Linked DNA regions of Mus musculus: region 2 is linked to region 1. A link is a loop called in an ENCODE intact Hi-C map of the cell type or tissue named here. Cell type or tissue: left cerebral cortex. All regions are shown on one strand. Links, peaks and the distances in the headings refer to the core of each region. The heading gives the core; the rest is flanking DNA.

Evidence for each region. Peaks named below come from ENCODE experiments on the same cell type or tissue, not always from the same donor. Only the 100,000 strongest peaks of a DNase experiment are listed, where the experiment ranks them.
Region 2: a loop joins it to region 1, with 2.2 times the contacts of the local background. A loop is called at or near these places in 5 of 42 quality-filtered maps.

Annotation. Positions count from the first base shown.
Region 1 is chrX:18,873,849-18,890,077 of GRCm38, reverse strand. No RefSeq gene overlaps it. Among named protein-coding and RNA genes, the nearest start is that of Mir221, 260 kb to the left of the region's middle. In left cerebral cortex, for the core only: CTCF peaks have their summits at 3,990 and 7,811 (motif pointing left); DNase peaks (open chromatin) are centred at 7,436 and 7,762.
Region 2 is chrX:19,143,225-19,159,453 of GRCm38, reverse strand. It overlaps Mir221 (microRNA 221), which reads left to right and starts at 13,066; the gene lies at 13,066-13,160. It overlaps Mir222 (microRNA 222), which reads left to right and starts at 12,483; the gene lies at 12,483-12,561. It overlaps Gm14636 (predicted gene 14636), which reads left to right. Exons shown (of 5, transcript NR_168020.1): 5 at 525-2,983. In left cerebral cortex, for the core only: no CTCF peak of the experiment used is centred there; DNase peaks (open chromatin) are centred at 4,447, 6,813 and 7,362.

The DNA.
Region 1 (16,229 bases), core at 3,455-11,454:
TAATTTTGGAGTAAGTATTTGAAGACAATTGAAAATAATCTGTGTTCCACTATTGTTTGATGGAATGTTCTATAAAATCATGTTGGCTGATGCTATTATTGCGTTTATGATCCCTGATGGTTTCCCTTAATTGATATTTTGAAAGAAGATATTTAAAGTGTATAACTATAAGCCTGCAGTTTTTGTTGATTTGTTCATTTTTTAGACCAGTTTTTGCTTCATACACTGTGTGTGTGTGTGTGTGTGTGTGTGTGTCTGTGTGTCTGTGTCTGTGTGCATTTGCTTAGACTTTCAAAGATACTATGAAAAATATAAAGATGACTTCTAATCACACAGTAGGACTTCATAATCACTGTGAATTGCCAGGAAAACATTTATCCACTACACTTCAGACTGTAACAGTTTTTGTTGTGGTTTCCCACATTAGTCTTCCTTCTCACTAAAATCATAGCCCTTCATGAAACTAGTTTAATGTCCTAACTCTTCAACTTTCATTGGCCAAGGCCATAGCTCTCCTCCCCATGTGTCCATTGTAGTTGCTTTCTTTCCAATCTTTACTACCTCCAAGACAGGTGTAGCATCAGTGTGAGGACTAAGCTATGAAGCCAGAAGTGGAAAGGGGTCATGGGAGAACAAATTGTTGATAAGTATGCAAGGAGCCATGGGCAGATAAGACAAATTTTTATTCAGTACTACACTGAACTCTAGGGATGCAGATGTCAGCAGCAGGCATCTAGGCACCACATACAGGCTACACACAGGTGGGCACAGGCACAGAAAATGTGTCATACAGGCTTCAGGTAGGTACACGCAGTCCTAAAATGACATGCTGGTGAAGGCTAAAGGCAAAGGCACATTCCTTTGACCTCAAACTCATATTTATGCAAAACCACAGAAGTGATATTTGCCAAAAATGGTAATATAACTGAGTACATCACTGCTTAATTATGGGTTTCCTGGATATCCAGTGTCAGCCATTTTTTTTTTCTGGATGTCCCTGGATATTCAACATTCACCATCTTGGCCCATGTTGGATATCCACAAAGTACCATGTTGCCTAGCCCTTATAGCTTGCTGTTCTATACATCCAGATTAAAGAACCATTTTAATTTCTCATTTCTATTTTTCTTTTTTTTCTTTTAGTAACAGCTTTGCTCAGATATGCTTCTTGTTCCATACTACCCACACATTAAGAGCAAACGAGTCACTGTCTTTCAGTATAGTCAAAGAATTGTGCAACCATTACCACAGTCAACCTTAGAACATGCTTATTGTTTCAAAGAGAATTTTGTGCCATTTAGCTATCACTCTGCTCAATACTCTGTAATCCACGAGTCCCCATTTCTAGTAGCCACTAATCTACTTTATGTCACTACAGAGTTGCTAATTATCGGAGTCTCAAATAAATGTAATCATACAGTACATTGTCTTTTGTGATTTATTTCTTTCACTGAGTTTTAAGGTTCATCATGTTTTAAGTAGTTTGAATATTTAGTTCCCATTGTTTATCCATTCATAAATTGATGAAAATTTGGTTTGTGTCTATTATACTATTGACTCTATGCATAACATTATTGGAAACATTTTTGCAAAACGAGTTTGTGGAAAAATGTATTTTTCATTTCACTTTGGAAAACTCCAAGTAGGAGAATTGTTAATTAAAAGTATAACTATGTTTAGCTTCTGAAGAAACTACCAAAATGCACTGTAAAGTAGTTCTATTATTTTATATTTCTACCAACACAGTATGAAGGGTAAAATTTCTCTACATTCTTACTAATGTTTGCTTGTTTCCATTTTCAAGTAGTATGTCCATGAGTGCATACTGAGTGTGCATATGTATCTTACTGTGGTTTTGATTTGTATTTCTCTGATGAGTGCTGAGGAGAAACATGTGGTTGTTCACCATATGTGGGTCTTTAGAAAAAATGTCTATCTAGACACTATGTCCAATTTAAAATTTGATTATTTTTCTTTTTATTGTTGAACTCTATGAATTCTTTTTATATTCTTGACTCAAATCCCTAGTGATATATTATTTACAATATTATATCATTTTGAGATAATTATATTTTTTAACTTTCTTAATGGTGCCTTTGAGAAAAAAGTAGTTTTTCATTTCTTCCTTTTGTGCATTTAACAGTATAATAAGAAGTATTTGCTAAATCCAACATTATAATTTTAACTTTTAAAAAATTTATACCATGGTCCATTTGAATGAAAGAAGTTCCAATTTATTCTTCTGCGGGTGGCTCTCTAGTTGTCCCCTCACTACTTGCTTAGAAAGATGTCTTTCTTCCACTTAAATAAATAGTCTTACCATACTTTTTAATGACTGTTCTGGCTTTTTTGGTACCTTGAATTTCCATATGAATCTCAGATTAGTTTGCTAGTTTCTAAAAGAAGCCAGCTATGCATCAGGTCTTGCATGTAACCTGCAGGTCATTTGGGGATGTAATGCTGTCTTCATGACATTTAAGTCTTCCAACCAGTGAACATGGACGGCCCCTCTACTTATTTAGAAATTTTATGTAAATCCCAATAGGGATGGAATCCAAGACAGTGAAACATGTTAAGCAAGTGCTCTACCACTGAACTACATCCCAAGCCTTGTATTTTTGAGACATAATTTTACTGAGTCGTTCCGGCTGGTCTTGAACTCATTATTTAGTTCAGACTAGCTTTTAACATGATTATCCTGTCTCAGTTCCCTGAGTACTGGGATATAGGCATGTACCATCATGTCCAGTTTAATTAGTATTTAAAATTTTTCTTTCAATACTATTGTTACAAGTTTTGTGTTTCTTTTGTTAAATTTATTGCTAAGGCTTTCATTATTTTGTTGATATTATACATGTAATTGTGTTCATAATTTGCTTTCTGTAACTTTACTTTTTTCAAATGTGTAGAAATACACTTAACTACTACCTATAATGATCTTGTACCCTGTGACATGTTGAATTTGTTAACTCCAGTAGATTTTGTAGTATAATTCTTAGAATTGTGTATGAGGAAGATCATGTCACTTACAAAGATAGCTTTATTGTTCCTTTTCAGTTTGATACCTTTTCTTTTTTTGTTTGTTTCCTAAATATTTTGACTAGCCTTTTTAGAGGAGAAGATAGTTGTGATGAGGATGGGACACATTTTCTTTTTTATTATATTAGGATGAAATTTCAGCATTTCACCATTTAGATGAAATCTACTGCATTAATTTTGGCATGGCCACAGGCAATTTCATCATTTAGCATAACATTAGCTGGTATTTTTTGTTTGTTTGTCTTTTATTATATGTTTGTTTTGAAGTTGCTCTTTTATTCCCAGATCACTAAATGATTTTTATCACACAGTGATATTGAGCTTTAATGGATACTATTTTGGAGTCTATTGAGACAATTTTGTGGTTTGGCTTTTATTCCATTGATAAGGTTCATTTTTTAAAATGGACTTTAGAACAGGAAACTACTCCACACTCCTAAAATAAATTCTCCTTGACCACATTACATAATTATTTTAATTTATCTATTTTAGACTCTAATGTCTTATTGAGATACATATCAGATATTTTGGAGAGGGGATTGATCTTGTGTGTTCAGGGTACTAGTCATTATGTTTTTGTCTCTAGGAAGTAAAGTAAATCCTAATATGTAGAATGCATGCTTACTTATCTCCTTGAATATCTGTACGTTCCTTCTAAAAATGGCTAATTATAGAGAAGAGGCAAAGGAAGCACTTTTTAAAGTATTCATGGTCCCTATCAAGTGTCAGCACTTAGGGACTACCTTTATCCTTCCCACATACTATATACAGGTTTCTTACCATGTTTTAGTCAAAATTAAGAAGCAATGCTTGGTCTGGAAGAATATGCTTGATGCTAGGTCACCTTGCTATGCTCTCTCCCTCCTTCATTCCTTGGATTCCTGTTTTTGTGACTAGATTCTGGCTTAACTCAGGGTTGTATCTAGACTGCTGGTAATCTCTGGTACTACAGTCATTTCAGCCCCAGATGAAACACAAAGAGATGAACTACATGTGCTTTATTCCAAATCTAGCTCTATCATGTACAAGCATTAAACACTATAAGCTTATTTCCTTATCAACAGAAGGGAGTAATAATGCTTACATCACAGAATTGTTGCCAGAATTCAATTGTGGTTAAAGGTAACAATCACATATTAAATGCTTCACAGATGGTTAATATTTGTGAAAAATAAGAATTATGTATCTGAAGCAGGAGGATTGCCATGAGATTCAGGACATCCTGAGATATATAGTGAATTGTAGGACTATATAGTGAGACTCTGCCCTCATCTCTCCAAATAATAATAGTAACTGGGCTTGTCCTAGTTTCCACCAGTTCCTGGCTAGGAAAAAGTAGCAGGATCCACCAGGAGGCAATTGATGATAGTGAAGATATTACATCTACCTCTAGGGAAACTGAGGTACCATTTACCTGACTTACAGAATTTACACTTTAATGGAAAGCAGTCTTCTTTTATATGAACATGGATTATCACATAACTAAAATTCCAAAATAATAAAGAAGAAAGTAACTTAGAAAGGAAGAATGTAATAACTGCTTGAACATCAAATACTTGCTAAAACACCAGATGTTTACTAATTAAGTATGAATGGATCAAAACTTTTACATGGTTAATTTCTTTTTAATACACAAGGGTTTGATAATTAAAGGACAAAATCTTTGCAAAAATCTCAGTATTTGCAAAGTGCTTTATAGTAATAGGATTCTCTAACACATCGATCCTACTCAGTATTAACTCAATCCTTTAGAATGGGCTGTACTCCCTGTCTTACCTCCTTCAAATATGTAAAGAAGTTACCAAAGCCTCCATGGAAGAAAATAAGTATATTTGATTAAGTGCCTGAAACCCTAATTCTAGAAATTTTTCAATAATGTCTATTGCTAAAATTATTACTCACTTTCTATGTAAAAAGTAAGAAATTTAAATACATGGTTCATTGATTTTTTCCTAACAGCCTTTGGAAATGTGCTATGACTACCTCTGCCTTAAAAATGCAGAAATTGGGCCCTATGGAGAGTAGATAAAATTATAACATACCATGTTCTTAGTCACTAGAGCCCCTACTTCCAAAACTGGTATTTATCTTTGAGGAAGAAGTCTGTGCCAGAATTAATGCAGAAGGCCCACTGCAAACTGAGCCCAATTTCCATCTATCTGCAAACCATGGGGTTAGGATTATGGCTTCTCTTCCCACCACCATTATTCATTCCCTGAACCCTCTTTCACTCACTGCCTCCCATTCTCTAAGTCAAGTCAATAAATGAGCTTATCAAATTATTTAAAATATTGTTCTCTTGAATCATATACACAATTTACAGCAATTCAACATGGCTGGAGTGGCTTTACCAGATTTTGGAAGTTGTACATAGTTGTAGTTATGGTTACTGACACACACACACACACACACACACACAAAATCATGGAATCTAGTATTAGTTTTTCTAGCAATGGTTTTTGCCTTTCATCAAAAATAGCTAAAGTTTAATGTATTCTACACTTTTCAATACCTCAGATATATGACCTTTTAAGTAAAGAAATACATACTTTAAATTATAAATGCTGAGAATATTTCAAATATCTAGGATTTCAGATGAAGGCAGAGGGGTTTTACTTATCATTTGAAATATAGTTCTTAGCATCTTGTAATTATTTTAATTCCTAGACCTTTAAAAGCTGACTTGGTACAGTGAATTCTTCCTGTGCTAAAAAATTGAGATATGTGAGTTTAGTCTACTTATAACTGAACAGAATATGGTTGCATGGGTGGTAGGAGAAGATACAAGACTCCTGGGTCGGTAATTAATTTCAGGAAGGATCAGAGAGTAGGTTGCAAGCACATCAGAGAATGTTTCCTGGGGAGGAGCTCTCATAAGGTGCTGGGGAGATGGCCAGGTAGCATCTGCACATTTAGGAAAATATAGATCTTTTAAAAGTGAAAAACAAACATTTCTAGCCTTTTCTCAGGCGCAAAACACTGCATTACACAGCTATTCTTGAAAATGTAACCTGGAACAGAAAAACAGTCTTATTTTGCTTACAAGATACACAGAAACAGAGAGACCTGTGGAAGTGCTCAATGTCTGAAATATGATTCAGACAGGTAAACGGGATTTAACTGAACTCTACTGGGAAATTTGCTGCACTAGTGCTATAGTGAAATGGCTGCCATGAATTGGTAAGAAAACCCAGGATGAAAACATTCAATTGTGAATTGTTTCATTCAACATTAATACCTACATGAGAGAGAGAGAGAGAGAGAGAGAGAGAGAGAGAGAGATCCTCTTTAGCCTGCTATTTCCTCCCTTCCCCTCATATTTAGATTATCTGCTATTGTTTTTTTTTAAAGTCCCCAAAGCCTAGTGACTAAAAACAATATATTAAGGATCAATTATTCTGTGGGTTGAATGGGCACAGCCAGGTGGTCCTTCGTTTCTCCCAGGTGGTTAGACTCTGATGGCAGCTGGAGTCATTAGGAGACTCAACTGAGTGAGACATCCAAAATGGATTCTTTAGCCACATCTGTCTCATCTGCCAAGATCTGAGAAACAGCTAAATGTTTTTCAGGCATTTCCCTCTTCATCTAGCTTCTTCATGTGGCTTCCACAAAGGACAGTAGTTTAGGGGTAGTCCGACTTTTTACAGGACAACTGGCTTCCTTCAGAGCAAGTAGTCAAAGAGAGTCAGGTATAAACTGCAAGGCTTTTCTTTACCACCAGAACAAGGGACTTCACCCAAGGGGAAACACCAGGAGATTTAGAACATGTGAGGTTAGGAGCACCCCTGGTGACTATCACATGAAGGAAAGTTAGAATCTAGCTAAAAGTCAAATGTGCATTTGTCCACCAGGCTAGGACTCTATTTTTAAACAAATATAATTACCTAAAACACAACCTAGTGTTTTGGTTAAGCATAGCAGAGCCAAAGTTTCTTTTTATTAAACAAAAGAGAAAAAAAGAGAACTTTGAACTTAAATTATCATCTGTAAACTTGACTCCCATTTATTGGAGGATTTTGATAACAGCCCAGACTTTGTTCTGTTGTTGGCTGGAGGCAGACCTGACACCATTCTCGGGCTGACAAACAAAAACAGGTGAGTGCATCTGACATGACTCACCTTGCTAGCAGTGATTACCACCCAGATCTGGTCTGGCAAAGCAGACCACCCTCCCTTTCAAATGCACCCAGGCTCACGCACAACCTGAAGCATATCCTTGATCCTTTCAGATATGATGGACTGAACACACATCCAAACTCGTTCCAGTGAGAGACATTTTGTTTGAGTCTTTGGCAAAATGTTGGCTGGCAAAGTCATCTGGCTGGCACATTCCTCCAGCATCAAGTTATGGCACTGCCACCTCTTCTCAGTAGAGTTTTGAAATTTCATTTTGCACACCCTGTACAATGTGAGTCACTCGGCTTGCAGAGGAGGAGGAGGAGGAGGCGGCCATCTGCTAGTCATGAGTAGATGACAAATACCCTGCCCTTCGAATTTCCATCCTCATTTCACAATATTTAAGTAAACACATTTTGTAACCACTTTTTTTTCAGAGTTCCATAGGGTTTGACATGATTTTTTGAAAACACTGTATGAAGCTACCTTTTCTCCTTTCCTTCAAACAACTGTATCTATTGATTACTGAAATGATACTGTGAAGTTTTAAACAGTCAGAGCAAAAGGAATACACATCTGAATCGCATAATTAAGCCCCGTGCCATTTCAGAACAACTGTAAGAGACCTCTCCACCATGCACAGCTCCATGGTGACCCCTGCTGTCTGCCTGCAAAAATCCCCAACTATTACCACCCATTAGAAAGAAAAGGAGGGAGGAGGAGGAGGAGGAGGAGGAGGAGGAGGAGGAGGAGGAGGAGGAGGACAAGGAAAGGACGAGGAGGACGAGGAGGACAAGGAGGACAAGGAGGAGGAGAAGCAGGAAAAGAAAAGAAAAGAAAAGAAAAGAAAAGAAAAGAAAAGAAAAGAAAAGAAAAGAAAAGAAAGGAAAAGAAAAGAAAGGAAAAGAAAAGAAAAGAAGGAAGGGAAAAAAAAGAGTGTCCAAAAGAGAAAAGCAGGTGTAAAGGTGTGGACCCAAACACTGGGCCTGAAGCTGCTTCAAGTTTGGCTGCATACCTCCTAAAACCCAAAAGAAGTGCAGAATCTGTGGTAAGAAAGACTACAGCTTTTTAAGTCAGAGAATGTCTTGCTATTAAAATTTAAAAACACTTCCTATGGAGTTTTGGTAGCATATCCCAGGTGGTACAAGGACTGACATATCCCATGTGGTACAAGGACTGGCATATCCTTAAAATTTGCACAGCCACAAAATAAGGCTGTTTTTTAAACTTTGATGAGGGAAAAGGGCGGGTGCCATTGAGAAAATGAAATACATTTCTGCTGACAAGTAGAGAAAGTGAGAAATGGACCTACTGGCAGAAAGGCCATGATGTTCTCAGCTCATCAAAACAGTGGAAAAGGAATAAAATAAAATAAAGCCACTGAACAATCACAAAAGTAACAAGACATCATCCTTCTCTAACATCGAGTGATCATTGTTTCTTTATGTATGACTGTAACAAGGTCTTTACCCATGAAGACTGTTGTGTTACCCACCAGAGGTTCTCAACCTTTCTAATACTGCAACCCTTTAGTACAGGTCTGCCTGTTTGTTGGCCCTTAACCATAAAATTAATTTCATTGCTATTTTATACTGTAATTTTGCCACTGTACTGAATTGTAACATAATATCTATGTTTTCTGACGGTATTAGGAGACCCAGGTCAATGGATCATTCAACATTTCCGAGGGAATTGTAACTCACAGGTCAAGAGCCACTGCCCAACACCAAGTTCCCTCTGATTTTTGAGAATTTGGGATGTAGAATTATTTCTTTTCTCCAATACCTTCTGGGGAATCACTTGCAGCAAAGCTAGTCCCCTGAGAAACACCTGCTTGCTCTTTCCAGTGTTAGCTTTCTTTTGCTAGAACTAGCTTGCAAATTTAACTTCTAAAAATCCTATGTCTGTGGTAGGTGAGCTTTCTTAGAAAAAAAATACCGTCCAGCAAAGGTGATTCTAAAGAGGCTTCTGAGAGTATGGACTGGGCAGTATTTCTATTCTCTCTCTTGTGTAGAGCAGTATGCTTTGTCAAGGGGAACACCTATGCTTCCCTTAGATTATCATACCTTAATATTCTTCTGTTGGTCAGGCTTTCAATACAAACTCACTTGTAGTTTGTTTAGGAGTGTACTCTCTTATGGAAGTTTCCAGATGTTAGCCAGTATTTTGACCCTGACTGAGTGCAGTTGCATGTCCTTGATCAACAATAATATTTTTTTTCTAACACAGTCGATGTCATGATTTCTTGGCCTCATAACTGTCTTATTCTTTTTACTTTCTCTGGGGACCTTTGTTAGCATCAAACCTAACAAAGAGAGAAATCACATCCCTTTATTTTCTAGCAGCCCATGACAAACCTGGAGCCATTTCTCAAACACAGACAACATAAGAATGCTTAGAGTTGATGCTGGCCACCACACCCTCCCTCATGGAAACCTGCAGGATCAGTCAGGCTGAGACTTTATTTTCTTTATAGCCTTTCCAGTACCTAACTTGCTTCTGCTGCTTCCATCCTCGTCTTCTCTGTGAGCACTTACAAGAGAACACACAAAATACTCTTGTCAGCCTCTTCCTGTGTAGGACTCAGCCTACAACTCACACTGCACTCTTTCCATATCCCTACAAATAGGAACTCACATCCTTATTGTTCAGGTGAAGCAATGTTCGGGGGTTATAAGTGTGGCCTGTGGTCTCATAGTTGCTATATAGTAAGGTAGACCTGGATGAACTTGAAGTCTTCATTCAACCTTTCTTTTTACTATGCATTGATACTCTCCCTCAGGGCTTCATGTCTGGCCTTATCTTCCTTCTTGAGTATACAATATTCTGATGACAAGAAATAAAGGCCCAGATGTCATGTGCCAAACACCTGATACATAACTGATGGTCTATACTGGACCTAAGTCACATATTTCCTCTCTGAAAAACATCAGGGCTCATTGCCACCTCTTCCTCCTTGACTTCAGGACAGATCAACTCTGCTGTTTGTGATATGTCATTATCCTCTTCCTGCACCCAGGTCACCACCTTTAACACTGTTCATTCGTGAAGCAACATCAAAATCAAGGGCCCTGAGAAGGCACGACTTCTGTTTATTTAATCACACAGAATAATCACTGCTCAGCTCCTAGGTGGTGCTTTCTATATGTCATACTAGCAAAGTTGGGTCACTCCTGGGAATACCTGTATACAATATTAGTTTCATTGTGAAGATCTCTTTTAAAACCAGAATTTATTTGAAGAAGCAAGACTACATACTACTATAAAACCACCCACTGCTAAAGTCAGAATTGTCTTTTATCTATCAAAGGAAATTCGCTATGATGGGAAGGAGAAAAGGTCTATTGCATCTGTTTCTCACATTCCACCGCCACAAACATTCAGGAAGGCTAGTCACTGGGACAGAATGAGGAGTGGGAAGGCAAGCAGATTCATAGTATCTAAGGATCAGAAGTAATGTTAACCACAGCTAAGACCCATACTGATGCAGCTGTACAGAACTGTTCAAGAACCAATATGGGCTAGTGGAGCCTCTTTTCAATTGTCTGCTCCCTCTTTCAAGCTCTCTGTTCCAAGTTTCCCTTTCTGACAAGAGTCTAGTCTGGGGGATCATAAAAGAAATAAAATACAATACACAGACATGACCCACTAGGACAGAACAGAATGAAAACCACAAATTATAATTGGTACATTTTACTTCCCCAAACCGTAAACATAATCACCACACTGTACCACTTTTCCAGGATCTTTTTCAAATGTGCATATAACTGTTTATGCAAAAATCACAAATCAAATAATTCAAGATAGTATACTTTGAGAGGTATCAGAATGTTTACCAGTGCCCATGATTTTTAATCTCCATCTATCAGATTAAGGATTTGTTTCTAAAAACACCCCATTAGCATAAGAAGAGCCACAAAAGAACCTAGACTCACTGATACTTCAGAGTTCCAGGAAGATTCATTTATCAAGCATCAAACACAAAGCCAGATGTAAAACAAACAAACAAACAAACAAAAAACCCACCAGCACAAGTTTTAATGTAATTTGGGAGACAAAAGGAGTTAGTATTTAGTGGAAGACCACACCCAAAAACTGGGGAGGCCATACCTGGAGGGCAGAGACAACACTAACAATACCAATACCAGACTTGCACTTCAACTCTAGACAGCAGCTGTTTAAGAAAGTGTCGAATGACTACAAAGATAAAACAATCTGGAATCACGTACTAGAGGACCACAGGTTCATCACTATACCCAAGGAGTCTTTCCCCTTTAGGAGTCCTTGGGTGGAGATTCAGGCCTGACTTGCAGGCAGAGCTCTCTGTACAGCATAATGTACAGGCCACTTCAACTAGGCAACTTCAAACCCATCAGCCCACTACAGCTCTTCTGTTTATTTCTGAAGGTAAGGGGCCATGCTCTGTCTTTAAACCAAATTCACTGCCTACAAAGGTGAGATCCATGGATTTATGCTTGATGGTGATGTAAGAAATCATATTCATAGATAAAATCCTGTGTTTTTGTTAACTTTATTATTCTCTGAAAATCCCAAATAGGAAATTATCTGGTTTTCAACTGTAGGAGGAAAGCATTGCTGGGCCTTTGAAGCATAAAATGTGAGATGAAGAGGACAATGGATGGGAGGGAGAGGCACCAGCTGAATTCCCCATCACTTCCTGAAGAAGCATGTGGAAAGTATGAATCTGCTCACATGCATAGCAAATGATTAAAGAATGTAGGTTGACATTGCTCAATTAGAGAGCCTAAGACATGTGTGTGAGGAGATGGTGGAAAAAATGCTGGAAAGAACACTGGTATGTTGGTCAGAAAAATCTCCTATGAGTGGCCATGTAGACTAACAGTGATTGCATCTTTGTAGCCTCAGTTCCTACATCATTAACAATGAGATAATAGCTACATCATCAGTCTGGGGATGTAGTTCAGTTACAAAACACTTCTCTGTTGTACTCAATATCTGGGGTCCCATCTCCAGCACTGACAAAAACAAACAAACAAACAAACAACCCACAGCTACACCAAGTTCAGAATTAAATGGTATATCTCACCTATAGATTGAAACCTAGTGGCTCTTCAATAAATAAATGCAAATCAGTGTCACCAGGAAATCCCTGTATATAAGTGACTAATGCACTAAATAAAAAAAAAATCTGAAGAATAAAAATTTAGTTGAATTGCAACAAATAGTAAAATGAGCAACAAATATTTACTGGACAACTACTGTCTTCCAGGTGATTTGTTAAGTGCTGCAAAGTATCCTTATTTAATATTATTAACAACCAATAATGTAGATAATTATTATCGTGATGTTATATTTTTAAAAACTAAGGGCAGACACAGTGGAACACGACTGTAATCTCAGCTTGGGCTGAGGCAGAAAGATAATGATTTCCAAGCCAGCCTGGCCTAAATAATGAGACTCTGTCACAAAAGTGAAAAGAAGTTGACTTGGAGATATTACATAACATATCCACTGTCTCATATCTACTGAGTAATAGTGCCAGAGTTTAAACTGAGACTTCCAGAATTGAAACTGCTGGTATTTCTTCACAGATGCTGAAGCCATTACCAAGAACTATAAGAGGAAAAACAATGGCAAGTAGTAACCATAATCATTCTAACAAAAAACAAGTCTTTCTCTTACACAAGATTCTATAGTACTAAGTACTTCCATTTGCATTTTCATTAGCACACTAGCAAAATAGATGTCATAGATAGTGTACAACTTGGGTAAGATGATGTATATAGTTCTATGACTCAGGAACTTGGGAATATAGTATCAGTGCCTACTTTACATGTTTGCGATGATTTGAGCAAGCTAATATTTGTATATTCTTTAGGGTATCTTCTAGAATGTGTTACATATTCTCATTAAATAGTTACATGACAAATACAAAACTTAATATTGTGAATCAGCATGATGTGTTTATAAAAAGATAAAGAAAGGGGGAATGTTCTATGGAGGTATAGTCAATGATTGGGGAAGGGATGTGCCTCAGCCAGCCCATGCTGAGGCATCCCTTCCCCCTGAGGGACCAGCCACACATAGGTATAGTATAGAATCGAATTTATTAAGGGCATGGGGAGGGGAGTCAAGGGGGTAGTAGAGGCAGAGAAAGACAGAGAGAGAAAGAGAGACAGACAGACAGACAGAGAGAAAGAGAGAGGAGAAGTAGAGGAGTAGAAGAGTAGAGGCCTGCCATGAGCATGTGGAGAGAGAGGGGGGAAGGGAAGGGAAAGGGGAGAGAGGGGAGAGAAGGGAAGAGAAAGAGAAAGCAAGAGAGCAAGAGGGCAAGGAGGGGGCAAGCAGCCCCTTTTATAGTGGGTCAGGCCTACCTGGCTATTGTTAAGTAACTATGGGGCATAGCATACCTGGCAGTTGCCAGGTAACTGTGGGGTGGAGTTTGGACAGAATGCTAACACAGTATATACCCAGGCTTTTTTTTTTTTGCTTAAATTCTGCATGAAGCTGCTCTGCAGTTCTTGGGTTGTTTGGAAGGCTTACTCTCAGCTTTTTGGTCCTTTCCATTGCTTCCCTTACCACAAATCCAACAGTAACTACTCCTCTGAGAGCTGTTTCTACAGCTGCCCTCTTCTCCTTTCTCTCTTGTTTTCTCAACTATATAAAACCACTGTTAGCTCAGCCTACCACTGTTCTGAATCAATAAGCCTGTAGCAGGCTGAAAAAGCCATCAGAGTGGGTGTGTGGCAAATTGCTGTGGCAATGTCTTTAATTACCTATGGTTTCAGAAATAACAGGAAAACACACACACACAAAAGACGCCACCCATCTGTCATAGAGATGGGTAGAAACCAAGGAAGACAAGAGCTACCACCAACCTGGTAAAAGACAAGAGAAAACCACACCCAGATGTTTTCCTAATTTTCTCTTGTGCCTACTTGTACCTTGCTCTTTCATATGTAGACCTATGCTGTCATCAAGTGCCCTGAAGCAGAGGAAACACCCACATTTCCAGGAGAAATTTATGGCAATATCCTTACCAGGGTGTTGCCAAGAATGTTCCCACAAATCACATCTCCTGAGACTTCTTTCATTCCAAGTTCTGCAACACATCTATGATAGAAATATTTCAAAGGAAAATGAATAGAACAGATTCTTTTAAAGATGGTACCTGAGCCCCAACCACACATACCATCAAATGTCACCACCAAAGTTCAACTTTGATACAAATCAAAGCAAGACCTCTTTATAATTTCCTCCTACTGAAAATGAACCTGACCCATGAATTCTCATGCTCTTATATGGAACCCCCCCCTACTGCCACAGGACTGCACTCCAGTTGGAATTTCTTTCTTTGAATTTTTTCTGCCAGAACTTTCTACCATGCCCAGTCTCAGCAAGATGTTATGACCTATCACACTATGCTCCACTCTACTGGGGTCTTTAGCTTCTTCCTGCACTATAAGATGAGAGCTATTTATGAAATGAAAAAACTTCTGGAAAATCTAATACAAACTATTACTCTCTTATTCCAAGGGCCCTGTATTTTGAGGAGAGGCCTCTGAGGCCTTATTAATTTATCTCAAGGTAACTCTGTGTGAGTAATTGGTATGAACTTTTCTTCTGTTTTGAATGTCACTGGACTTCACAGATTGTGATTGTTCTTTAAGGACAGGAGTCGGGTCTAGCTTTGGAATCTTGTGGTATTTTTTTCTCTTTTTGCTACTCTTAAGGCTAGGGTCATTAAGAGTATCTTGCTTGTCATTCATGTAGGGTATGGTGAATAGTAGAAATCGGTTTATTTATTGTTTGTCTTTTATATAATGGTAGAAGTTGCATGCCATAGAGTCAGGGAATGGACGCTATATTCTTTGTTATTCAGATTATTTTAATTGGTGATAACAGAAGGGGTTCTTTCTATTCTCCTTTAGAATCTTGTCCTGACTGTCCAATATCTACTTGGCTGTAGTTCTAAAACTTCAGGTCTTTAAAATCCATTTACTTTAAACCTAATAACAAGTGCCCTAGGGCAAAAAACCCCACCAAAACCAAACCAACCAAACACACACACACACACACACACACACACACACACGCATACTTATCATATTGGATCAATGGGAATTAAAGTTATAATTGTGCCAGTTATATAATACACTCGCAATAAATAATTGTTGTGCTCTCAGTCTTTAATGGCATACATGGCCTTTGTTGCTAGTCTATAGTCCTGGACACTTAAGCAAACCAATGTTCACAAAAGATTTTGTTTTGTTCCCACCAAATTCATGCCCTGGCTGTGTGCCAGGTGATTTTCAAAGAGAGTGTCTACATTGCCCTTAAAAACTCAGCTAATGTTTTGCTCCCCAGTAACACCACTGTTCAGAGCCAGAGATAGGAACCAGAATAATTCTTTGCTCTGATTTCCAGGAAAGGTGAACAATGCTACTAATTAGCTAGAACAAAGAGAGAAGTCTATATGAGCCACATGCAGAGGATTCCACTTAAATTCAAAGCAAAAACAAAAACAAAAACCTAAAAAACAACCCTCTGATAATTTCTACTTTATAAATGCCCTTTAAAATGCTGCCATGTGACAGGAAACACTTTCAGATTTCATTTTTTTTTCCAGGCTTGTGACCTCTCACCTACTTTGAATGATTCACTCAGTCTATTCACTCTCCAGGAATGTTGGCTTTGGCAAAGAACTGCAAGTCTCTTAAAATAAACACAACTGGGCTTTCATCTCACAGCAATCACTTCTGCCTGCATATTTCACACACTGTGTGGCAGGATATGTTGAATTAAAATCATAATCTCTGAAGTGAGATCCAGGTCCAGGTTAGGCCACTCAAGAATTAATCATGCATTAATTTCCCAAGAAGAATATGAGTAAGAGCTCCAGCCATTACTTCTCCCAGGTAATGGTCTCAACCCCTCCCAATTACCCCAAGCTACAGTAAATTAAATTCATGCAGGAAATGGCATTTGGAAAAAAAGAAACCAATGCCAATACTATTTTAAACATGTACAAACTAGAGATGTAAGCTAAATCACCCTGTTGGTTTTTTTTTAAAGTATAACTCAAAAGTTAA
Region 2 (16,229 bases), core at 4,297-12,296, 270 kb before region 1:
AAATGCTTCTAGAAGGTAGGCGGTAGTTACTAACTAGAAGAAGAGGGATATTTCCAAGGATATGTGTGATAGGTAATCTAAAGAGGCAAACCCCCATTACACTGTATAAACCCAGGGTGGGTACAAATTGTAGGAGGCTTTCCTTTGGTAAAGTGATGGTTTCATGATTCTAGTTATGATGATTATTATGAAGCTTCTAGTAAACAAAGACAAAGGAGCTCAATGTAGGTAGTTCTTCCTCTCCTGTGTATTCAGAGAGGTGAAGAGCTTGACTATTTAATGGTGCCATGTTTTTAGTTATGTTTACCTGTAATTCTCTTCTCATGCAGCATGTCTTTGAGCATTTTGTTTATAACTTGAATCAGCTTAGGTTTTTCATTATGTTCTATATTCAGTTCTCTCTAATATATATATATATATATATATATATATATGTGTGTGTGTGTGTGTGTGTGTGTGTGTGTGTGTGTGTGTGTGTATTTAAACATATGTATTTAAACATAATTATGTTTCTCACAATTTAGGAATTGTTAAAGCATACTGACTACAACTGGAGACAAAAATGGAACCTAAGAAAATAAAATCACTTGGGAAGGATGTGAATTCATATATCTTTTCTCTTAAAGTTGTTTTGAAAAGTAAGTACTTGCCATTCCTAATTGTTTTTGTTTTGCTTTTTTTTTTTGTAATCTGATACTGAAAGCGTTGATTTGTGCATAAAGTATATATAGTTACTGCCATCTGGGAGTTTGCATTTTAAGTGACATGGCATGGGTAAGAACAGACATAAAACATATACACACCATTATATAGACAACTAGACTAGATCTAGCCTGACAACAAATGGAGCTTGATATTCATAGATCTTACCTGAGTGGATGTTATTTCATGATATCTGAACCCTTGTCCAAACTCTATATCATCTGGCCTGACTAGCTAGTGATGTATTCCTGTTAACCTTTATATTCTTGTTTAGCAAGAGTCCCATCTGCATAAAAGAGTTACTTCTTTTGTCATTTTGGTTTGGTTCAGCTGGGAGGGATAGCATCATTGCTTCAGGCTGAAATGGACTAATCTGTTTCACTTGTGGGTAAGGAGAAACGAATACTTTGAGAACAGTGTGGCGTGGGGGAGAAAGGACACAATTGCTGCCTTTCATCCTTCCCTGCCCTGGCTCAGGATCCCAGTGTGGAAATGGGGATGCTTAGGACTTAATGAGCACATTTATTTCCTTGGATGAGTTGCATAGGGAACCAAAAGGAAGATGAAGAAATGGACATGTAGGAAGTAGGGAAGTCCTAGGGGAGTGAAGAACCCGTTGCTTTCAAGCCCAGGTGTCAGCCCTTTATTCTCCCTGGTGGCTGGGACATGCTGCCCCACCCCTGCTTCCATCCTATGAATCAAGTGACTGCTTAGAACTGAGCACCACTTTGCTGAGTAACTGAGGAGAGTGAGGAATTCAAGAATGGCCTTTTAAGGCACCATTTTGTATGAATCATCCTGCGTACATCTCTCTACTGAATCTACTTCTAGAAATAGAGAGCTACCTTCTTGTCTTGAAGACAACAGCACACATTGTCTGTAAGCATTGTGTTGTGCTCACTCCTTCCTCCGAGGCCTAATCTCCTGTCCTTGGTCCTTCTTGTATGTTCCCTGAAATTTCCCTCTCCTGCCATGTAAATCCAGACAACTTTCTGCCTGCATTCTATTTCTGCCTTTGAATTGAGTCTCTTCGAAACAATTGTGTGGTGGCTGGGCACTGCAAAATGAGTCAGTTCCTACAGTTTGGTTACAAGTTCTCAAAAAGTATTTCAGAATGTGGATGTGGTCAGCAGAGTCATTTTCCAGGCATCTAAAAGGAAACCCACATCAACTGTAACAATTGAGCTCTGACCGGATGGTGCCATACAACAGAACCAAGGCCTATTTTCTCTTAGAGCAATGCCTAGAGCCATACACGAATTTATCTGCTCCTAGCACATCTTCAATGGAAAGTCTTGTTCTTGTTTGCAGGTCACATTTTATTTGCCACCATTTGAAAAACAATGTGACACAGGTTTTAACCTTATTTACTTTTGGATGTTGGTCTGAATTTGAAAAATTATTAATTATTTTTATAAACTAGAATCAGTGAGACTAGAGTATGATTAGTAGATGACTTGAAGTATGACTTATGGATGAAAAGTGGGTAATTTTTCTGAGGAATAACCAAGGGGCACTTTTAGATATCATGTAGTACATAGGATTACCTCATTTCCTAATTATGTTCTGGATCTTTCAGCGTTGGTCATATAAATAATTAAATTCTTTTCAAGCTTTGAAGATGTTTCAAGCTCATCAACAACAGAATATTTTAGCTTAGCATGGGCTTTAGAAAAATCTTTTGTGGCTATTTACTTACTTGTGTACCATAAGTTCTGTAAAATCTGATTGAGCTGGTCTTCAACCATTCATGAAAGCTGATGACATTTTCAATAATAAAAAAAAAAGCAAGATTAAAACATGAGCAAAGGGTCTCCACAGATCCTTCACAGAAGAAGATACCCATATTGGAGATAAGTGCATGAAGGTGTTCTACATCATTATTCATTGGGGAAATATAAGTAATAACTACATACTGTTTGAATGGCTGAAATGTAAAAAGACTGACCAGCAAGTAGAAGTTGAAGATGCAGAGATTTGGGGCTCTCGGTGACATTTAGGAAGAAATGTGAAATGGTAGAAACAATTTAGAAGACAATTTAGCAATTTCATAAAATGTCAGACACATACTTACCATGTGACCCAGATGTCCTATTTAGAGAGACAAGAAAGCAATGTTGTATGTGAATGCCCATAGCAATTTTATTAGTTATAGTCAAAAACTAGAAAAGCACAAATGTCCAACTGCAAGTTAATGGGTGAACAAATCAACAGTGTACCTCAATGGATACTGCTCAGTAATGTAATATGTTACTACTTTAAATAAAAGGAAGAGCCCTTACTTATGAGAAGATACTCTATGTAATTCTGCTTACATCAATTTCTAGAAACGCTTTGTGGAAATTGCAGGAGTGATTGTATGAAGTGGCAAACAGAGGGGTGGGTAGCAAGAGGTCAGGGTTGCAAAAGGGCAAAAGGAAAGCATATCTAGTCAATAATTTCACTTTATTATTTATGTCGATGTTTCATGGGTGATTCTGTTTTGCAAACTTCCCAATCATCTAATTTAATTATGTGTGGTTTATTGTGAGTTGGTTATTTCTCAGTTTTAGAAAAATCGGAAGAAAACAAGATATCATTGTTACAGTAGATAGAGGGTTTGAAAATGTCCCTATTTGGCAAAATCAAGATTATCCTGTCTTTGGAAAGTAAAACTTGTTAGAGTTTTAATGGTTTGAGTATTGAAATACCGAACTTCTAGTGTAGAAGACCAACCAAAGTTGAACAGTGAATATAATCTGTAACTGTCCTATCTCTCACTACTCCTTGTCATTTAAATTCATTTTCAGGAAGTGTTTCTTTCCCCCAACACTGGTGGGACAGCCATCTGCTGGCTTTATAAACATGAACTTAGCCACCACTGTAGGGCTTGCATGCAGCAAGGCTGCAGCTTCTGAAGCTAGCCTGAGGTTATATGGTACCTATCTCATTGTGTACAAGCCTTTCCTTGCTCACATGGATCAGAATTGTTTCCTTTTGTTTGAAGAGTAAAGGGGCTCAGAAAGGCCAAGCTGTTTCCTGAATCACAGGAACCCTTGTGTTTCTTTCTCTGGTCAGAATTGTCTCCATTCTCTCTAGCTACTTGCTACATACACCTTGCTACTTTCCCAAACTTGTATCAGTGACTATTTGACCAAGACTCTTAGCTCACTGATCTTTAAGAGTTCTTTTTATATATGTAAAACCCTAAAAAAAGACCCCCATGTAAGCCTCAGTTTCCCCATCTATAAACAGATAATACCACAAGTGCTTAGTTTTCAAAGGTTCTTATAAGATTCAGAGACTCAGAGAAAGCCCAGCTCTATGTACATCAGCATTGCCTGTGTAATTATCCACATCAGTCTGTATTACTGGAACAGTACTGAGTAGAGACTAGAGTGGACCCTCTGGGACATTGAAAGTGAGGGACATTGAAATGGTAGTCTAATTCCATGTGGTACCCTATGGCTTTATTCAAAACTGGAATATAACACAGTGAATAAAATCCTGTAATTATTTCTAGCTCTTTCTAAAGGGATACTAAATAATAAATAATTGGCTGACAATGACTCACAAAGCCATAGGTGAAGGCAGGTACTGTTGAGTTTTTCTCCTGGAAAATTGGTCCATGTATTGGTATACTCCTTTCTCACCTGGCGTATGTTGATAGCATATTTCTTCTTCAGGTACCTGTCACTTTCAGTGTCCCTCACTATCTCTTTTAGTTTTTCTCCTATTTGGTTTTGAGGAAATTGCCTCCAGAGAACTTCTTACATAATTTGCTACCCAAACTTGTTGATGCTCATGTGATAAACTATACAGGGACCAAGTATAGCCTCCAGTACTCTGAGATGGTACTTAACAAACATGTATTGAGGGAGTATATGAAGAGTTCTGTGGGCAAGCAAATTTAAGACTCTGAGAGGAAAAAAAATAGTCTGCCTGTCTGCTAGGTTTTTCAGAACCTTTTATGTTTAGAGGGAAATAATGCTGTGTGCAATTTTTTTCATATGTAGTAAAGTCAAAAAACTGTGGGGTTGTTTGTGTTTGTGTTTGTTTTGTGGCTTGTATCCTGGTTTAGGGCTCCAGTAGAAACACTGTTTTGTAGCTTCTTTGGTGTACTGGTAAATAACAGTTTTCCTAATTTGCTTTCTGTCTTTCCCTATTCTCACGTTGAAAACAAAACACAGCTTGTTTTCTCAGATCTTGAGAGGTCTTGTCTCTTAATGTTGTGTCCATGTTTGGAGAATCACTCAGCTGTATTTTAGCTTTAAAAACATTAGGGGCTATATTAATAAAGGTGAACAAGGAAGGTAATATTCTGTCTGGAAATGAAACTCAGTCAGTGAAAAGTCTGTTCCTTTGTTTCATTTTGGCCAAATCATCTGCTACTGCTTGTTTATCATTTATGACTCTGTTCTTTGCCAGTTTTTATAGGGACAGGAAGAAATGTGGTGATGGGCATGGCAGCTCCCAACAGTCTGTGTAGGATTTCTGTATTATTGCTACCACTGTTAAAGTTGGAAAGTGAAAGAATGGCCATGTCTGGGCCTTTTTTTTCCACTTTGTTTCCAAAACAACAAAGAGTTTGATCGTCTGAATAAGGTTTACAAGAGAGAACGTGTCAGAAAATGAATAGTTATTTCCCATGAAAACCTGAGACAGTCTTTCTACCATAGGAAGCAGGAGAATAAACTTGGACTTTGGGACCTGGAGCCTCAACTTCAGCTGCGGAAAAAATGCAGAGCCTTCTGTTGGGAGTGGAGTGGCTTGATATAGATGCCAGCGCCTCACACATGATAGGTAGCCACTGAGCTACATCCCTTCCTTCTTAACGCCTCTCCTTTTTAACTGATAGTTACATTCCTGGAGCATATTGGCAGTCCCCTCAACCCCACCTCACTTTCAGCTAAGTCTCTCAAGGCACACCTCTTCTGACCTCTTCTTCCACTCACAGAAAGAGGAACCAGATTTCCCCTGTGTTACTTACCATCAATATAAACAGCATTTTTATTCCTGTCATTTCCCCCTTTCAACCTAGTAATGAAGTTGGCCACTGTTTCTCTGCACAGAAAGAAAGACTTTTCCTTTTTCTCTTGCCTTCCTCCAAGCTTAGGGATAGTCCTTGCTTTGCTGTGTGTTCTGGACTCTAACCTTTTCTAACTTTTTAAATTAAGCCCACAAAAATTACTTTCCTCCCTTCCCAACCTTTCAGATTTTCTCCACCTCCTAATCCTCATCTTCTACAGAGCCATTCAAGAAGCTGATGTCTCTACTGAGGAATGTCAGGGCACTTGTCTTCTCCTACCTATATTTCTAGTTTTGTTGTAGTGGCTGACATTCCCTGTAGTTCGTCACTAGTAGTGACCCTTTTTAGTATCCTCCTTCCTTTTTATATTGTATATTGTATAGTATAACAATAAATGATCTCCAGTTGAAAGTAGATCTTTCATTTTTTTTTAAATGTTTACCTCTTGTGTGTGGTGCATAGGCCAGAGGTCAATCATCAGTGTTGTCTTTGGATACTGTCCACCTTGTTTTCAGACCTTGTCTTGTTGGAAATCATCAATTAGAGGAGGCTCCCTGGTTAGCAAGCCCAAAGAATCCACCTGTCTTCATCTCTCTCTCTCAGTTGCTAGTATTATAACCAAACACTTTGTTGTATGTTTTTCCAACTTTGGTTCGGTGAACCAAATGCACATCCTCCTGCTTTTATGGCAAGCACTTTAGAGACTTTTTAAAATATCTTCCCAGCCCTACCCTTCTCAATTGTTAACTTTGAGTTCTGACTCACTTCATGGTGTTTCTCTACGTATTTTTTTTTTGATTTCCAGAACTGGCCATGTACTGGGAAAACCCTTCCAGGGTCAGTATGGGCACAGTTCAGCATCTACAACTAAACTAAGGCCAGAAGGAGAATGCTATTGTCAGGATGTGGCATGGTCCTTGGTTTATACTAAGCTGTTTCCAACAAAATACTTGTTTCTAGAGCCAATTAAAAAAAAAAGCAGATTTATTTTCACTGCATGGCAACCAGCCTTAACAACTTTGGCAGCAAACACTTGATTGTAAGTAAGAGCTATATACTGCTGTCTTTCTCACATTCTCTAGAGGTTATATAAAGCAACTGGTATCCCCACTGCCTTTTATGCAATACACTTCAGACCGCTAAGTCTTACTTACCTTTTCAATTTTCTCCCAGATTTTTCTTCCCTCTTTCTCTTTGCTGAGCATTGCCTCTTATAGCTGGCAGCTTTATCAAGTAGAGTCTGCATGTACAATGATATACATTTGGCTTTTTATCCTTTTAAAATGATCAGAATTTGGTGCTTCCAAATCTTCACACTCCATCTGTTAGCTTGTCTTTCCCTCTTTTCCTTTGTGGTAATAGCATTTGTATAGTCTTAGTTGAAAATAAATTGTCATACAACCACAGAACTCTTATCAGTTGGTATGGTACACAGTGAGGTTTGCTTTATAGTAGACTTCTTGTGGGGCAGGCAGACTGTAGTGAAGGTTAAAAGTCTTCCTAAGAGTGCCCCTTGCCCTACCTTAGGACCCTTTTATGCTGTTAAGTGGATAAAGGCATACACAGGTACAATCCTGAATGGAGATATTCGTCTGTTGGGGTTTTGTGTGTCTCTGTGTGTGTTGAAGTATATTATAGGTGCCCAGACATTTTATAATTGATTGGTGTCTGGTAGATTTAGGTGACCACTGTTCACTAGATGCTTCTGACACCTCAAGTGCCAAGAATGAGACTTGATTCTTACCTCAAAGCACCTGTATCACAATTCTAAACCAGTAGTGTCACAGCAGTGTGGCTTTGTTTCTGACCAACACAGACTAAGCCATCACAATGCCAGCCCTAAAGAAACATCCTTCTTACCAGCTAGGAGGCCTAGAACTGGGCCTTCCATGGGCTGAGGGATCTGCCGAGGCAGCACTCAGAAGACCTGCTACTTGCTTTCTTTTTAGCTTGTCTGAGCTGAGTAGAACTTGTCTGGGAAGAGTAACAGAAGAACTAAAAATTCAGTATCCTAAAAATACTGGATGGCGTAAGGAGTCATAGTGGCAGCAAAAGAGAAACTCTGTGGTTAATACATATAAATGAGACCTACAGCCTATGACGTTAGGCTCATATTAATACCTTTAGAAAACTGCACATGGCTCAGAAGTGAGAGTAAATTTGTAAAGGCCAGCAATAAGTTGTGATTGAACAAAGTCCAAGCTAGCAGTTTTTGGAGGAACTGATTTTAGTTTTTTCTATTATTTACAGGTTCAGAAAACAATTATTTGATATCCTTATTTTCTTATCATTAATGGGATGCAAATAATTTTATTTCCCCCTTTTAAGGACAGGGGTTCTTCACTGCCTTGAACACTGCTGATATTATATCTAGAAACTGCCTTACATATTTCTTCCAGAGAGGAGGGAGGAGGGAGAAAGTGGAAAAAATGGATTTGAGGCAGTTGATTTCTAGAATTTTTCCACAAAAGACTGTGTATAACTCAGGTTAAAACTATCTTTTTGTTTTTTTCTCTTTCAGTGTATTTAGTAAGCAAAAATGACTTATGCTCTCATCCAGTAATTATTTTAGAAATGATTTTTTTTTCATTCAGAAGGATTAAAGGCATGTATCTAATTGCTAAATATTATTCTCCAAAACTAGTCTGAGTCTGTCTTTATTAATTGGAAGAGGTTTCACCTTCAGAAGCCTGTTGTAGGATCTTGTGCCAACCTGATTCCTTCCCAGACCTGTTCAGGCTAGACTAATTTGGCAGAAAATGTCTTTTTTAAAGTGTGTTGAACAGGAATGTCCCAGAAAATGTTCACCTCAAACTTCAAGCTGACTTGTAGAGCAATTTACTAAATAGAGAGATGTGAGGATCAAGTGACCATCAGCTGGTATAAATGTTTTTGGTCAATATAGTCACAGGACCTCAGGTATGCAAAAGTTAGACAGGCTGCCACCACTTGTCTGGTTATGGCGATCGCCTGATTCAAGTGCTCTAACGTAATGCAGAAGGAATCCAAGTTCACAGGAATGTACTTTAATTAGACACCTGTATTTAAAAGGTTGGTTTATGCTCCAGCATAATTTAACTCTGGGCATACTGTGTGTATATGAATGAATTGCTTCCCTAGTCTATACTTACTGTTAATTAGATTTTTTATTCTTCACCATTTGAGAGTCGTGTGTGTGTGTGTGTGTGTGTGTGTGTGTATGTGTGTGTGTGTGTGTTTGAACAGCTTTATTGAAGTATGATAAGCAAAAACAGTACATACTTCAGGTGGACAGTTTGATGAGTTTAGAAATATATAACATCTGTGCTGATATCATAATTCCAATCACCCATGATCAAGGTAATCACTAGCTTAGTGCTTCCCAACGTTTGTTTTTGTCCTCACTCTGCCCCCTCCCTTCCCCTCTCCATGCATATGTTTACATTTTAAAAGAATATTTAACATGAAGTCCTCCTAGTGGGAGATATTTTATTTAAATTAATGCCGACTTTGTTAAATTTATGAACTGTCTTATGCTCTTCCAGATCCATATATGTGTTTGTGACAGAAGTTGATGGCATTCTTTAGTTAATGGAAGGCTGCTAGCACATGAATCAAAGACTCATTCACACACGCACACACACTTGGGAGTCCCTTAAAATACTAAACTGAAAGCTATAATATGTATGCAGAGAACCTGGGGCACACCTGTGTAGGCCCTATGCTTGCTACTTCAATCTCTGTAAGCTCATATGAGCCTTGATTAGTTGATCTAGAGGGCCTTGTTCTGCTGGTATCCTCCATCTCGTCTCTCTCTTACATATTTTTCTGCCTCCTCTTCTGCAAGCTTCTCTGAGCTCTGAGGGGAGAAATTTGGTAGGGACATTCCATTTACAACTGTGTTTCAAGGTCTCTCTCCATGTTTAATGTCTGGCTGTGGATCTTTGGATTTGTTTCTGTCTACTGCAGGAAGCAGCATCTCTGGTAAAAGCTTAATAAAAAAGGCACTGATCTATGAGTATAGCAGAATGTCATCAGGATTCATTTTGTCACAGTGTTTTTTCATTATTTTAGACCAGGGGTATTTGGTTTTACCCTAGGTTTCTGGGCTAAGTCTCTGGTTCTGGTCACTCAAGTAGTATGGGATTTGGGTCCCATTTTATGGAATAGGCCTTAAATCAAACATTAGTTGGTTACTCCCACAAGGTATGTGCCACCACTGCCCTAGCATATTTTGCAGGCAGAACAGATTGCAGATCAAAGGTTTGTGGCTGGGTTGATGTCTATGTTTCTTTTTGGTAGCCTTCAGAATAATGTGTTATAGACACTAGAATATGGGGTGATGGTTCTATGTAGGTACTAGCTTTACCTCTCCATACTCAATGAGTTGTGTAGGTACTGTCTTCAGCAATGGGGCCTTGTCATCTGTTTTTTTTTTAAATTTTTTATTAGGTATTTATTTCATTTACATTTCCAATGCTATCCCAAAAGTCCCCCACACCCATTCACCCACCCACCCACTCCCAGTTCTTGGCCCTGGCGTTCCCCTGTACTGAGGCATATAAAGTTTGCACAACCAATGGGCCACTCTTTCCACTGATGGCCGACTAGGCCATCTTCTGATACATATGCAGCTAGAGACACGCGCTCGGGGGGTGAGGTACTGGTTAGTTCATATTGTTGTTCCTATATTCTTGGCAAAAGCCTGGATTGTTTTGTATGAGGATTGTATTTTCCCCTTCGGCCAACAACTCAATTGGATGTAACCTGGTTCCAGTACTGAAAGCTTTGTTTGATAACAAGAGATGACCACTTGGCACTGCATCTGCCCCCATTATTTGGAAACTGCATTTGGATTGCAACACTGCCCCTCAAATGTTCCTCAATTCAAGCTGTTTCTCTCTCCATATTTTGTCCCTCAACCATGCATACCCTTTCCTTCCCCACCCAATCCTCCTGTTCCTGCCCTACCCCCACCTCCAGAACATCCATTGAGTCTATTCTAATTCCTGCTCCTAGGGAAATCCACATGCCCCTGCTAGGCTCTTCTGTGAGTCTACAGGCTGTAGCTAAAATGGACTAAGATTTATAAATGATCATCTGTTTAACTGTGGCATTAGAAGTAACCAAACTAAACCCATGTCTCACTCGGTTAGCTTTATGTATAAAAGATGATTTAGGCATAGTTGTATAGTGTTGTGAGATATGCATTTGTGTGCTCTACAAATGCTTTATTTTATAGTAAGGGTAAGAGCTTGCCAAAACTGAACAAATGTTCTCCCCCCCCTCTCCATCTCATTATGCATGCTCTTTTGTAAAATATAGATAAGATTAGTTTATAACTGCTAAAGAGGGGGAGCAATCAAACAAAAGTCTACTTCCTTTGTCAGTCCCACTCTGTCCTCCCTCAAAGAGCAGAGCACACGGTGACTCCCACAAAATTGCTTGTGTTTCTTTACTGCTAACAATTTTGTTCTGAGCCACTTTTCTTTGTAGTATGCGTATGTTTGATTATCACTGTATGCTCCAGCTGCAAGTCTATTGAACTTGTTCTATTTGAAAGTTGGGAGCCTTTCTGAACTTTCTTTCTGATAATAAGCCTCTTAAATTTTTCTAAGTGGATGTTGCAGAATTTTCAACCACAAGAATACAGAACTCTAAGGTGTATATGCTTAGAGCAAAGTCATATGGTTATTTATATTAGAAAATGATCCTAAATATAGGGGGTGGGCAGCCATTGCCCATGGAAGTGAAATGTTGAGATCAAGTCGCTTATTTCAAATCAGACATTTTCCTGCTTTGGTTTTGGACAGTTGCCTCGTTCAACCCCCTAGGGTCCTTTCTCTCCCCCAGATATGTGTATGCATGCTTCTTGCACACTGCATGAATATCAAGCCTTCAGACACACATTTCTCAACTACCTTCAAAACAGTACAATTACTCTCAACTATTTATTATGTTATGGAATGACTCGTTTCTGCTGGATTAATTTCTTATTTTTCTCTACCCTTTTTGTAATCTGATTCTCAGTCCCAAATGTCAGGGGCCTGGGAAAAGATTCAGAAAAGTGTCTCAGTGAGTATTTTTAAGTATTTCTAGGAAAAATTAATGACTTGATCAACAAGGAGCTTACCTAGCTAGTGACTTAGACCTGTATTGTTTTGTAGAGGGACAGCTTAGAACAGACAAACTAATGAAGTACTACTTAGAATAGTTCCATAAATGCTACCTTTTAATAATTGTTTGTGTTGTCATCTATTGGATGGAACACAGGGCCCCTAATGAAGGAGCTAGAGAAAATACCCAAGGATCTAAAGGGGTCAGCAACTCTATAGGAGGAACAATGATATGAACTAACCAGTACCCCCCACCCCCAAGAGCTGTGTCTCTAGTTGCATATGTAGCACAGGATGGCCTACTTGGCCATCAATGGGAGGAGAGGCCCTTGGTATAGCAAAGATCATATGCCCCAGTACAGGGGAATGCCAGGGCCAGGAAGTGGGAGTGGGTGGGTTGGGGAGCAGGGCGGGGAGAGGGTATAGGGGGCTTTGGGGATAGCATTTGAAATGTAAATGAAGAAAATACCTAATAAATAATTGTCTGTGTTTTAGAAATTTAGGAAGTGAATCTAAAGGTAGTTAAGGTTTATATATATTCAGAGCACAAGAAAAATATGCAATTGAAAACTCTTGTATTGTTTCATTAATTTCTGTAATTGACATCTTTTTTTTTCCCTTCCAGAATCTCTCTTCAGAAGGCTACAAATTGTCTAACTCTCAGAAGGATTAGGGTGCCCTCAGTGGCTCAGTAGCCAGTGTAGATCCTGTCTTTGGTAATCAGCAGCTACATCTGGCTACTGGGTCTCTGGTGGCATCATCTAGCTTCAGTTATGGTACCCATAACAAGGTTATTGAAACGATAGCTTTCTGTAGAGCAACACACACATGCACACATAGGCACACACAGTTTTCAGATCATCTAATTTTCCATTATTCATTCATTCAGTTTTGGAAGTCATCCAGAGTTTGATGAAGGATGAAGTCAATTAACATTACAGAGAATATTTGAGCCATTGATTGGTTTTACTTCTTGTCTTCCTCTTTCCCCCATGAAGATATCATTTTCTATCCAGCTGTCTATGTATCATCTTCCTAAATGATATCTATCATGTCCCTATCTGTACTTCCATACATCTCTTGTCCTTTAATAGTCATTTTAAAAATAGCATGATGAATGACCACCAATCGAATTATTTGAGGAAATTTCACCTATTGGTAAGTCACAGGAATTGTGACTTCCATTTTCTTTTCTTATGGTAAATAAGACACATACCAACTTTGACATGTTAATCTGTATGGATAATTTGCAGGCTGAACATCCAGGTCTGGGGCATGAACCTGGCATACAATGTAGATTTCTGTGTTTGTTAGGCAACAGCTACATTGTCTGCTGGGTTTCAGGCTACCTGGAATCATTTCTTCATTGGCCTACTTATCATTGTTTTATCTCTAACATTTCTGAGTCAACTTTTCTAGGAGCCATAAATGAGTATGACTTATCTCATTGAAAAGAACAAAAGAAGGACCTCTATGAAGCTGAGCATCATAGCAAATAATGGTCTCACTGTGATTTCATCCAAAACAGTCTCACATGCCAGACTTGTCAACTGAAGAAACAGAAGAGAAGACAGGTCATATTATTATAAAATGTTTGGGTTTGCTATTTGTTATTGCTGACAGGAAGTAAATCATCTTAGCATACTGCTTCCGACCTCAGCATTTGTCCTCACTTTGGCTTCTCTTCCACCTGCAGGAGCCTGGTCTGTTTCTGTCCCTCCTCTGTCATTGTCCCAAAACTTATATGAAGAACTTTCCAGTCTGCATAGTCTCTGAACATTTTATTATGTTGCAACATCTCACTACACCATTTGTTCGCTGAAAGCATACCCTAGAATTTGACTGTCCACTACTGATGACCATCACTTAGGAAAACAGAGCAGCAGCTGTGTGATGGAATGACAAGCTTATAAAGAACTCAAGAATGGTTTTCCATGATGAGAAGAAGGGAATGGAAATTGCTTCTAAGAAACACAAGTTTTACAATGTGGGTTTTCTATTCTTTTGGTAAATAAATGGAAACTTAGAAATAATTTTAGACAGTAGCAATTCAGGATAAAATTTTCAGTGGATGAGTGGAGGTTTCAAGGGGGAATTTATTGTTATGTTATATATACTAGAGACTTTCATTAAGAAATTAAGTAGTTTACATTAATAGAAAAGGAATACAAGTGAAGCAAAAATCAATGCCTGTGTATAATTAATTGTTTAATAGTCAATTGTCATAATGTAATGAGTTTTTGTCACCTAGTGCTGAATCTAATGAAAATAAAGCAGATTGTACTGTCTGTTCTGTATGAGTTTTAGTTTTCTACCAGTTCATTCCATCCCCTGCCCAAGCCAATGGCCTTATAAAAAGGACCTTATAGTTCATGTATTTGACAACTTTTGAAGTGTGGTAGATAGCTCTACACATCATGGGTCTATTGAATTAAACTCATAGTTAACAAGTGGACAGTGCTTTATTTCATCTCTACACTCATGAAGCTCTTTGAATTCCTTTGTCTGTCACTAAACAAGTGTTGAGTGTACAGCCAGATATAAAGAGAGACCCAAGGTTTCATTCCTTCTCTGAAGTGACATAGAAGTACTTGATGGATTCCCAAAGCATGGCCAAATATAGTGATATGACAAGAAATACATATTGAGACTTCATGTACAGTCCCCAAAGCCCTCATACTTTACTGAGTGACAAGGATGTAAGAGGATCTTTTGTTGCATTTGATTTAGTCCTTATACAAGAACATCCTAGAACACTAGAGTCTAGAATACTGATTCAATCATTTCATATGCTAATAAAGGAGTGGTGGTACTGGTGGTGGTGTAGTTAACTTCCAGAAGTTGGCTAGATGCCAAAACCACCAAGATATGGTTAGTGGGTTAGACCCTTGTGCCTTCTGTTCTTCAGACTAAGTAGGTGACAATATTTTCCATATTTGTAGTATTGGGTATGTAACCTAGACATGTTTCCAAAGTACATTGAGCAATTATTACAACCCCCAGCTCAGTAATCATTTTTAGTCCATTTTTGTACAACTGTAACAAAATTTCTGAGACTTGACTGTTATTGAACAAAAATTATTTTCTAAAAACTCTGGAGGATAAGTCCAAGTTTAAGACATTGATATATATTGTCTGATAAGTAGTTTCTTGATGTTTACTCATGTGGTAAAAGGGAAAAGTGAGTTGAACACTTATCAAAGAATCCTATTCACCAAACCATAATCACATCTAGTCTATAAGGGTGGAGTGCTTACAACAGTCTACCTTCTACCTTACATAAGTATTTCCCATGCAGTTTCAACATCAATATTTAAAGGGTGCATATTTACTCTTCTGTCCCCATAACCCATTCATGTTCTTTTTACTTGTGAAATAAACTTAATTTGCCTCAGTAGCTTCTGAAATATTGATCCAACGAATCTAACCACTTCTTTAAAGTCTTACTTATTACACTTACACTTCTGATCACAATTTCAACATGAATGGGAGAGGTACATTCAGATAACAGCAATCATTAGTGCCCGATTAACCATGAATGTAATGGAATGTCCTCCAACTATGAGGTTCAGAAATCCTCCAGGGTACTAAGTGAATATGGTACTTAGCATGTGACCTAGGGTGGGAATGAAAGCCAGGTGCCTTCCAAAACATCTTAACACATATGTGACTTCACTGAATTGTACCTCACTTCAATCCCTTAAGATAAATGAGTAATGGTAAGTAAACTTCCCTGAGTTCCGTGAGGTATGCAACAACTTACCCAGCATGAGGGGTTCGGAGGATATATACATAGATGGACGGGCAAGTCTAAATGGCAACAAGCAATTGCTATTTGAAGTAGGACTATTTGTGAGATTGAGCTCTTCTGCAGTATGAAGGCATCAAAAGTCAGATAAATTGTAGACACTCAACTGATGTCATGAAACTCCTTGACTATGGAACATTTGTCAAAATGGTCTGAATGAAAACAGAACTGAAGGTTACAAATGATCAGGGACTCACTTTTTCCAAATCTTCTCTTGTCTCTATGAGACAATTGGAAAAATAGATCAGTGTTTAATGGTTTTGTCTAGAAGTGAGAAGCACAGCAATCTGGAGACAGCTATATATCTGTAAATCTCCAACCCAAATATGAAAACAATATGAACCCAGCAATGAAAACACAACTCAATACATGTTTTGCTCCTAGATTGGGCAGATCTACCACTACACTACCATCTTTCACATCTATGAGACCCCTTATAACTTGTGGTTTCTCCAGGCCATGTGTTTCTGCTTTTCTTCTTCCTTCTCTTCTACATCCTCTCCTTTTTCCATTTTGTCCTTCCTCTCTCCCTCTCACCTTCTGCTCCACCTTCCCTTTTTCTGCCCAATCATCAGCTGTCCTTTATTTTACAAATTAAGGTGGGAAGGTTTACAGG